2 separate regions of the Homo sapiens genome follow, and region 2 is linked to region 1. A link is a loop called in an ENCODE intact Hi-C map of the cell type or tissue named here. Cell type or tissue: GM12878. All regions are shown on one strand.

Region 1 (5,000 bases):
ATTTTTTTTTTTTTTTTGTATTTTTAGTACAGACGGGTTTTGCTGTATTGGCCAGGCTGGTGGTCTCGAACTCCTGGCTTCAAGTGATCCACCTGCCTTGGCCTCCCTAAGTGCTGGGATTACAGGCGTGAGCCACTGCGCCCAGTTTATGATGGGACTGGTATTTTTAACTTCACTACTTGGCCCAATATTAAGCCTTTGCTGAGTATGGATTATACTTATGAAAAAAACACTATATCCCTTAAAACCCCTGCTACTTATGAAATATTTCAGATAAAAAGTATAGAGAACTATAAAATTAATCCAAGTTAAGAAAAACTTTACTCCTCCATGACCCTTTCTTCACTCCTAGAAATAATCAATATCCAGAATGCGGTATTTATTCCACTTTTTTTTTTATTACTTTACTACATATGAGAGCGTCCCTAGACAAAATATAGTATTCTTTTGCATATTTGTCTTCATACAACCACACACACACATTAATACTATAGGTGTTCTTGTCCTCCAACTAGCTAATTTAACATTATATGTCTATATGTACACACACACACACAAACTTGATTCTTATACTCAAGAGAGCATTGTGAGGAGTTCAAGAGGAAACCCTCCTCCAGATCCCAGCACAGTTTTTGACACATTATTCACAGCACCAATGTTTGCTTCCTTCTCATCCCAACTGTGCTGAGATGTTATTTCTTTACATATTCACTTCTAATTTTACCATTAAGTATTCTTTTTGTCTGCATTCTTTTAGTTTACATTGTGGTTCTTTATCAGGCTTTCTGAATTGAATGTTTAACTCATTTTCATTTTTATTGATATAGGTATTTAATGCTTTAAAATAGCCTCTGATAGCAACTCTAGCTAAATTCGTACATCCTCTGTTTTCATTATGATTATATGCACCAAATTCTGCAACTTTAATCTATTTCCATTTGGGTGCAAGTTTTGTTTAATAGCCTCAGATAGAGTCAATTTTCATGAATGATCCATGTTTATATGAAAAGTAGGTGTGTTGCCTAATATTAGGCTTCACAATTTAGAATAAGTGTATCTGTAAGATCTACCCTTGGAATTATGTTGCTTAAGTCTTCTCTACAGTTGTTAAATTTTTCTCCACCTGAACGTTTTTGGATTATAGGAAATGTGGTAGAATTTCTATTATTAAATGGTGTGCTTCTTCCTACTTCTCTTTGCACTACTGTAGTTTTTGCTCTATCAATATTTTTACCACATGACTGCATATATGAGTAGCTCCCATCTTCCTTGTGAATTGTAGCCTTTGACTTTATCAACTGTGTTTTTTTGTCTCTTTAAATCCATTTTGGTCTCAGTTTTTTTCTTTTAATTATCAAGATTGTAACCCTTACTTTCTTTATATTGTCAACTGCCTAGTATATATTTATCCTTACATTTTTAACCTATATGAATACGTTTGTTTTACGTGTATCACTTGGAAAAGCACAGCTTTGGATTTTTCTTCAATAGGCAATCTGAAATACTTTTAATAGATGAGTTAAGCCAATTTATTGTTATTGATATGATTGATGTCTTTGCTCATTTGTGTTCAATTCTGTTGTATTGCTTTTAAACACAGAAATTGTATAGTCTTTCACTAGTTCATATGTTTATTTGCTATCTATATTTAGTATTTCGAATGGTTAATACATAATATCCTTGATATGGAAGAAGTCTTAATAATGAGTAGAGAAATCATCAAAAGATATGAACAGATAATTCACATAAAATGCAATATACATAGTCACTAAACTTTCAAAAATATACCAAATTACAATAATTCTGCCTGCCACGGGCTGCCAGTGTGCACCAGAGGTATCTCATGTTTCATCTTATGGATGCCCCAGAGTAGAGGATTTTACTGTCTTCTTTTACACTTATCAATTTTATTCTGACAGAATTAGAGTCATTCTATATGTAAATTCATACCCTGGGTTTTAAGTGAGGTATTTTTTTTTTGCTCCATGCAAACACGTCTGTGGAGAAGTTTGACAATGGTGGTACGGTGGTGCCCCCTCGTGACTGAAGCCTGAACTGCATGCAGCTTGAACATCACAGTAGGAAAGTGGGAGGGAGGAGTTGTGGCCCAAGCCCCGCCCTACAGAGTTTTCTAGAAGTCTGAGTGGAAAATTGGGCATTCCCAGTGTGTAGGAATACTGACAGCCTCCATTAAAAAAATGGAGCCTTTTACTATGTGGAAGAGAAAACTATGTCAGAATAATAAATATATATTTTAAATGCTTTGAGACATATGGATAAATAGCTGGAGACCTGGGTAAGCTAAAATGGATGCAGATCTTTTATTATCTTTGTAACCCAAGTTTGCCCTTATTATAACCATCTTTTCATGGAAATATACGTCTGTGATAACATCTTAAAATACTTAAACACAAAATCTCACTTTTTTTTTTTGGACTATGTATTTCATTGTGTGGATACCCTCAAATTTATTTCACTAGTATTATAGCAATGAAAATTTAGTTCCCTTACCATTTCTATGACCGAAAATAATGTACTTAACGCCATGCTCGTGTATATGCAAATATGTTTGTAAGCATTTATTTATAGTAAGTTCCTAAAAGTTTCATTTTAAAACCCTTTGAACTATAACATTTTATATTAATAATCAATTCAAAATACTATTACTAATTTATATTGCCTATATCACAGTATGAAAGTACCTAGTTCTCCACACATTAGAAATAATGAGAATCATTAATTTGGTACACAAGAAGTCATCTCTCATCATTACTTTCATTATAACTCGTTTTTGTTGCCTTCTGGAATTCCATCCTATGGATGTAACATAATCAATTTTCACAACTTCTTGTTATTCAGACTGTCCTGATATTTCCTATTATCTACACTGTGTGGATGGCATCTTTTCAGAGTCTGTGCACTGCTGAAGGGCACAGTTACAGGCACAATTCCTGTGGCTATTTGCGCTAGTGAGTTGAATGTGTCTTCCTTGAGTCCAGCAAGCTGTCTTAGGAGAAATATAACACAACATGATAAATGTCTCAGTTTGTGTGAGTGAGTGTGTGTGTGTGTGTGTGTGTGTGTGTATGCTGACAACCACATTTCCCTCTGCCCTTTTGTGGGTTTGTGTCTCATTTGGTTTCTCTTCCCAAATTCAGGCTCAGAAGTGACAAAAGAGAATTATCAGGATGGCAGTCCTTATAACCAGATGCTTATCAACATTCTTCACTACATTCTGAAGATGAATTTCTACAAGGGAAATTGTTTATGTAAGTGGTGTGTACCCTTTGATATGTATTGACATAGTGGCACACATAGAGTTGTGCCATTTAAACTCCCCAAGGGGAGGCATGTGAGGTCGGCCACAGAGGACTGAAGAAATTAGTTAATGCTGACATCCTATCACATAGGGTGGGTCCTGGACTCCGTCATGGACCTGCTGTCATGCCATTGCCACAATTGGAAGACGTGGAAGTGATCAGATGCAATCAAATTTTGTACACAAGCACATCCTGATGTAGCGATGAGGGAAAGGGGGAAGAGGAATGATCATTGCTTGGACTTACAGGACAGAGGCAGAAGGGCTAGGACACAGGCACTCTTTATACGCATTCTTTTTTTTTTTTTTTTTTTGAGACGGAGTATCGCCTGTTGCCAGGCTGGAATGCAATGGTGTGATCTCAGCTCACTGCAACCTCCGCCTCCTGGGTTCAAGCGATTCTCCTGCCTCAGCCTCCTGAGTAGCTAGGACTGTAGGCACGCACCACCACGCCCAGCTAATTTTTTGTATTTTTAGTATAGTCGAGGTTTCACCATGTTGGCCAGGATGGTCTCCATCTCTTGAGCTCGTAATCCGCCTGCCTCGGCCTTCTACAGTGCTGGGATTACAGGCGTCAGCCACCACACCCGGCCCTATATGCATTCATTTTTATGTAAAACATATGCATCAATTCTTTTGTATGAAAACGTTTGGTCATTACTGTGGTACAACAGAAGACCAGGTCAGTACCATATTTTTTTTTCATATGTACACGGATTTTTATTTTGTTTTAGACATTGTCTTACACACAATAGACATTCAGTATTTGTTGAAATTAATGAAAGAAAAGAGAAACATGAAAACGGTCTGAGAAGACAATAATCTGCTTTTTAATTTATAGACAGCAATTAGGTCAAACAATTATAGCAATGATGACAAAGAACAATATCTGAGGTACACTCAAAACCTTATGAGGGTTATTTGCCAGTTTTCCTGGCTATTTCTACACCCTTTGATCTCTAGTGAATGTTTCTACTTACAACTACATATTTTGTAAGTTTTGCCTACTGTATTTCAATCAACACTGTAAAAAATGAAGAGAGTCTTTTTGGTTCAAATTTGGTTTTTAGTTAATTATGTGATGTGTATATGATTTTTTGTTACCTTTTCTGTATAGATATCAGGAGAATCGAAAATATGTTGATGGTGGAATTGTGGTATGACATTTTTACTGACTACTACTCTGCAAAAGTTTTATCTATGAGCTCTATGGGTTGTTCCTGGCTTTTGAAAATTTACTTTAAGGAAGTGTTTTTGGAAATGGATTATAAGTATACAAGTATGCAATCTTATGTATTTGCAACTGTCTAAGATGTTATGATACTTTCCTCCCTGCAATCTGGCATTCATCCATTCAAGACATTTTAATTGAACTCTTACAATGTTCTTAATACTATGATAAGCCCTGAAGGTAAACTGTGACTAAAAATGTTGCAGGATAAAATACAGGATTCCTAGTTAAATTTGAATTTTAGATAAACAACATTCTTATACTAAAAATTATTCCATGTTTATCTGAAATTCAAATTTAGCTGAGTGTCCTGTAACTTTTTATTTTATTTGTTTACTTGTTTGTCTGTGATAAATATGGCAGCCCTAGTAAAAATAAATATAGCCCCTGATTTATTCTAATTTACTCTTTGGTTGGCAAGGAAGGCACTAATCAAATAAACCTGCAGAT
Region 2 (5,000 bases), 710 kb before region 1:
GCTTCTTCTGCTGTGTTCCTTTTTAATTGCAAGCTACAGTGTGTAGGGAAAAGAAGCACTTGCCCATAAATAATCAGAAGCAACCCTGGGTCCAGATTGCAGGATTCAACTCAGCTATAATTAACTGTTGTGCCCTACAACTTATCAGGCCCTGTACTAAACACTAAGGGTACCAGTATAAATGAGACAAAATATTTACTGTGAGAAGGACACAGTTTAGTGGGGAACAGTGATGACTGTGAACAATGTTTTAAAATTGGGATTCACCTACCAGATCCCCAGTTCCTGCCATTATTTCCCATCAATCTGTAATTACGGGTTTATTTGGCACAGAAATCTCAAAGCAAAGGAAGAGGGAAACGTATCTGGATCCGTGTAAGTTAGTGTAGACTACTGGGGACTCCTGAGGTCAGGGTGGTGTGAACCAGAACAGTCTTGGGAACATAAAATTATCCCTACAACTCCTGTGTATGTGCAGAATGAAACCTGTAGCAATGTCTGCACAGAAAATTGATAGTCAAGGAGACTAAGCTATATTCATCAGAGGATGGAAGAGATAGTCCAATTCTGAGCACACTATCATGAGTGTCACTCAAATTTGTCTGGGAGAAGGGGATGAGGAAGGAAGTGGGAGAAAACCATAAAGGGCTGCTTGCATTTATAAGCAGTGTTGGTGAAGTATCTGCCTGGTTTAATTATAACTCTAAAGCAGGGAGGGACACTCTATACATTTTTGAAAAGGCAAAATGGGGATTCGGATTACTGAAGGTTCCAGAGAAATCGGTGGGTCTTTGTCATCTTTAGAAGTCCAGTACATCTGCAGTGGTAGAAGCCAGTGGAGGGAGCAAAACGCAAGAGAAGAGGAAGATGTGCCTAATAGTTATGGTATTATGCAGGAAAGAAAGCCAGAGTAGCAGATGAATAGAAAAGCATTTACAGTTGAGCATCCCTAATCCAAAAATCCAAAATCGAAGTGCTCCAAAATCCAAGGCTTTTTGAACATGACATGATGCTACAAATGGAAAATTCCACACCTGACTTCATATACGCAAACTTTGTTTCACACACAAAATTATTAAAAATATTGTATAAAATTACCTTCAGGCTATGTGTTTGAGGTGTATATAAAATTAAATAAATTTCATGTTTAGAGTTGGGTTTCATCCTCAAGACAGCTCTTTATGTACATGCAAATGCTTCAAAAACAGAAAAAAAACCCCAGAAATCTGAAATCTGAAATGCTAGTCCCAAGCATTTCGGATAATGGATTTTGAACCCGTACTCACCTGGAAATCAACTGGACTTGCTGATAGGCACTCTCCTTGGAATCTTCCCTAAATATGAAGGGCACTTAGAGGGCTGGAGCCTTGCATGTATAAATAGAGCAAGACACAGAGCTCAGTCATCACCTCATTTGATTCCCACAGCAGCCGTCTAAGGCATTTATAATGTAACGTACCTGTAATTATCAGGTACATGTTTCTAAATGAGAGATCCATAGGTAATATAAGATTTATATGTCTTTAAACTGTGTTTCAAGTGTTTATTAATTGCCCCCATTTCCTATATAAGTTGATTGGCAAGTTCCTTGCTTCTTACTTTTTTTTTCCCTGAAACATAGGAAACACATGTATTCATTTTGGAAAAGTGAGAAAAAGTGGATAACCAAGAAAAAAATAAAGAAATTTAAAAGTACCAGTAACTATACAACATAGAAAAAGCACATTCTGGTTTTCATTCATTCATATATATATATATATATATATATATATATATATATATATATTTCATATATATTATATATAGTGTGCATACGTACACATCTAAATGAAATAGTCTATCTGTAGACTGCTTTTAAATTGCTTTATTAACTTTACAGTATGCAATAAACATCTTTCCATGAAAGTTGATGAAAGTCCTCTTCTGACAGAAAAACTTACAGACTAGGTCAAAATGCAATCTCCAATCAGAAAATTGCAGAAGAATGCCAAAAGGTTCACATTAAAGGTACACCAGGAAAAATGCGAATTTAGAAAGCAGGGATTTTATGATTATTAACCTCAAGATTCAAGGCATAAGGCAAAACTCATCATGATGATCATGGTGAGGAGGGTCCCCTATAAGAATGCGCAGACTGTACCTCAACTGAAGTTCCCTAATTTTCCTCCTTAGCTCTCTCATCTCCTCCATGAACCGTTCCATATCATCTCCATCTCCATCTATCATATCAATGTTATCGACAAGCCTATTGGGCACATCCTCTCCAAAACCCGGGGCAGGTGGAGCCCAAACCCCTTTAACATTTCCTCCAGGCTCCTGGTATTCACCACCTCCTAAAGCGGGGGCTTCATTCTGCACTGGGGCCTTCTCCACAACTTTGTTTTCCTTGGGGACATTTTCCATGTTGAGTTTTTTTCCTGTTTTTTTTTTTTTTTTCTTCCTAGAAGATAAAAAGCAAGAAGAGGGAATGAATGCTTGATAGGATTCAGAGCTCTGTTTGGCAAAGGTTTTCCCACCTGAGAAACTTTATGAACCCTGTAGGGGGCGCCCCAGACCCAGCGCTGCCCCAAAGCCCATCATTTTCCCTGAAAATCCCTTCCCCAGGCCACTCCTACCGCCAAAATGCAAGACGACTTAGCGGAGGGGGACGATCATAGAGAGACCAGACTTCACCTCCCTGGGATCCTAATAAGCTCTCCAGGAGCGCCCCAGATCTCGCCCCTCTACTCCCTTCTTCCCTCATCAGATACAGGCTGTCATTTTATGAAGACTCTCCTAAGTTTCTCCTGCACTCAACTCGGGCAGGAAGGGCTGTGAGTCACCCAGATTCTGCTCTGATCCTTGATACCCCTACACCAGAGGGCCCCAGGCAACCTCCTACCTTCAGGGATCAGAGGCAGTCTTTCTCTCTTAGCCTTGAAATCGGCTGCACAAACGCACTTAAAGACCTGCAGACAAATGTGACAATTACCAGGACTGATCTTTTAATCAAAGGACCGGTAATGGGAGTTGATTTAGGGTTCTCCTAGTATTAGCACCTTCTGTTTCTCCTCCATCCTGTCTCACGGCTTCTTTTCCCACCCTGTGACAGGCTATCCCACCTTCCAGAAATAGGCATCAAAGATGATTATTTCCAAAACGTTTTAACCTCTTCTTTAGGCGCCCATCTCTACTGTTTCCTCTTACCTGTCATCTAGTTACCCTTTCTGCAACGCAGGCAACTTGCCTGGCGGGGGAGTTAGAAGAGCTTGCTGAATGAATACGTAGTTTATTCACAAAGAATTTCAATCTAGATATCCATCAGGCCCTCTCTCCACCCGATCCCCACTCCCATGCCCACCATTTTATGCATCAAGATGGACGATGAGTGAAGAGGTATGTGGGCATTGAAAACTAGGACCTGCTGCGGTCTCTGCGCTTTGTCATTCTCACTCCAGGATCTACAGGTAGCGCCCACGCTTACACCGACCGACCTGCTGAGACCAAAAACAGTTTCTCGCTCCTCGCCTCTGTCCCTCAGTCAGAAGCTCGCCCGCTCAACTGCCGCAATAGGGACCTGCTTTCCAGACCTAATCTCTGTCCCCCTCCTCTGCAGCAATTCCTCTCCTCGGCCCCCGCAGCCTATCATTTCCAGCTCTAAATGGGTAGAGGGTGAAGAAAAGATACCTAGAAGGCAGGCCTAAAACCTTGGCAGGGTCCGCCCTCCCCAACCCTTGGTTGCCGGCTGTACCTCCCTCCCGCGGACCTGCAGGAAGCAGGCTGTTTCCTTTCAGTCTCCTCCACCGGCTGGACTCCATCAGACATTGCCCGATGGCCGGCCTCCTAGGAGATCTCAAATGGTACCCATTCTCAATCCAGCCCCCTCGGGAGATCCTCTCCCCAACCGCTCCATTTCTCGCACTAAACGGGTGTGTATCTGGAAAGGGTGTGTATCCAGTCCTAGACCCGCTCTGGTCTTTGCCCTCTGCTGCTCACACACCGGTCAGCGCCACCTACCTGCCAGGGCTCAGGGGTCAGCTTCTACCACTTTCCACCTTTCCTGGGCAGCTGGCTCGCCTGCCTTCAGGGCAACAGCGAGCCGTCACACGGCCAGCGACAACTACCAGACTGCAACTAGGAGGAGGGACTAATCCACGCATTGGCTCTGGGTCTCCTAAGGGTCACGTCACTGTGAGCTCAGATTTCCAATTACCATTCACACCCGCAGTGCGGCAGGAGGGTGGGGGCGGGACTGTGGGCGGGGCCACCTTTCTCTTCATTCGTGCTTTCTCCACCACTACCACAGGCTACTATCCACCCCTCTATTTTTTTATTTAGCGATCCCCACGACCAAACGGGTCATAATATTTTGTATTTGGCTTGCTCTGGTTTCTGCTGGAGCTTTTAAAAAATCGCTTCTTCCTCTTCTATACACCTAAACGCACACTTCTCTCCCCTTCACGTCCAGCAAGTAAAGCCCTAACAGTCTTGTAGGGCTTGGTCCCAGATTGGAACCCGGAGAAGGGGTGGGGAGCGAGAGGCTAGGAAGTCTGGAAAATAGGCAGGAAGTGGTATTCAAATTTTTTTTTCACTTCAACTACTTTCCTTTTTGTTTGTTTATTTGGGAAGGGGGTTCCTTTTATTTTTCATCAGCATGCATTCATTTTGTTGTTGTTTTTATAACTAGACAATACAATTATTTTCAGTTGAAAAAACAGGATTCGAGTTGTAAAAACATGGCAATCTGTTTCTCCTGCTGAATCATATTATAAATATAAACCTTCCAGAAAGCATTCCCCTGCCTCCTTTAAGGACTTTGAAATAAGGCCGGGAGCGGTGGCTCGTGCCTGTGATCCTAGCACTTTGGGAGGCCGAGGTGGGTGGATCACGGGGTCAGTAGTTCAAGACCAGCCTGGCCAAGATGGTGAAACCCCGTCTCTACTAAAAATACAAAAAGTAGCTGGGCGTGGTGGCAGGCGCCTGTAATCCCAGCTACTCGGGAGGCTGAGGCAGGAGAATTG

What was found. A loop is a pair of places that touch in the nucleus more often than their neighbours do. Peaks named below come from ENCODE experiments on the same cell type or tissue, not always from the same donor. Only the 100,000 strongest peaks of a DNase experiment are listed, where the experiment ranks them.
Region 2: it touches region 1 in a loop (4-fold over the local background); 3 of 110 quality-filtered maps call a loop at or near these places.

What each region holds. Positions count from the first base shown.
Region 1 is chrX:102,861,884-102,866,883 of GRCh38, forward strand. ARMCX5-GPRASP2 (ARMCX5-GPRASP2 readthrough) reads left to right here. Exons shown (of 19, transcript NR_146584.3): 13 at 3,159-3,269. It overlaps LINC00630 (long intergenic non-protein coding RNA 630), which reads left to right. Exons shown (of 12, transcript NR_146589.1): 4 at 3,159-3,269. Among named protein-coding and RNA genes, the nearest start is that of RAB40AL, 73 kb to the right of the region's middle. In GM12878, a CTCF peak has its summit at 2,041 (motif pointing left); a DNase peak (open chromatin) is centred at 2,058.
Region 2 is chrX:102,151,863-102,156,862 of GRCh38, forward strand. It overlaps BEX5 (brain expressed X-linked 5), which reads right to left and starts at 4,115. Exons shown (of 3, transcript NM_001012978.3): 1 at 3,997-4,115; 2 at 2,882-2,948; 3 at 1,850-2,440. The coding sequence starts at 2,403. The coding sequence ends at 2,068. RefSeq lists an enhancer at 3,932-4,071. In GM12878, a CTCF peak has its summit at 2,544 (motif pointing right); no DNase peak of the experiment used is centred here; H3K4me3 peaks cover 860 bases.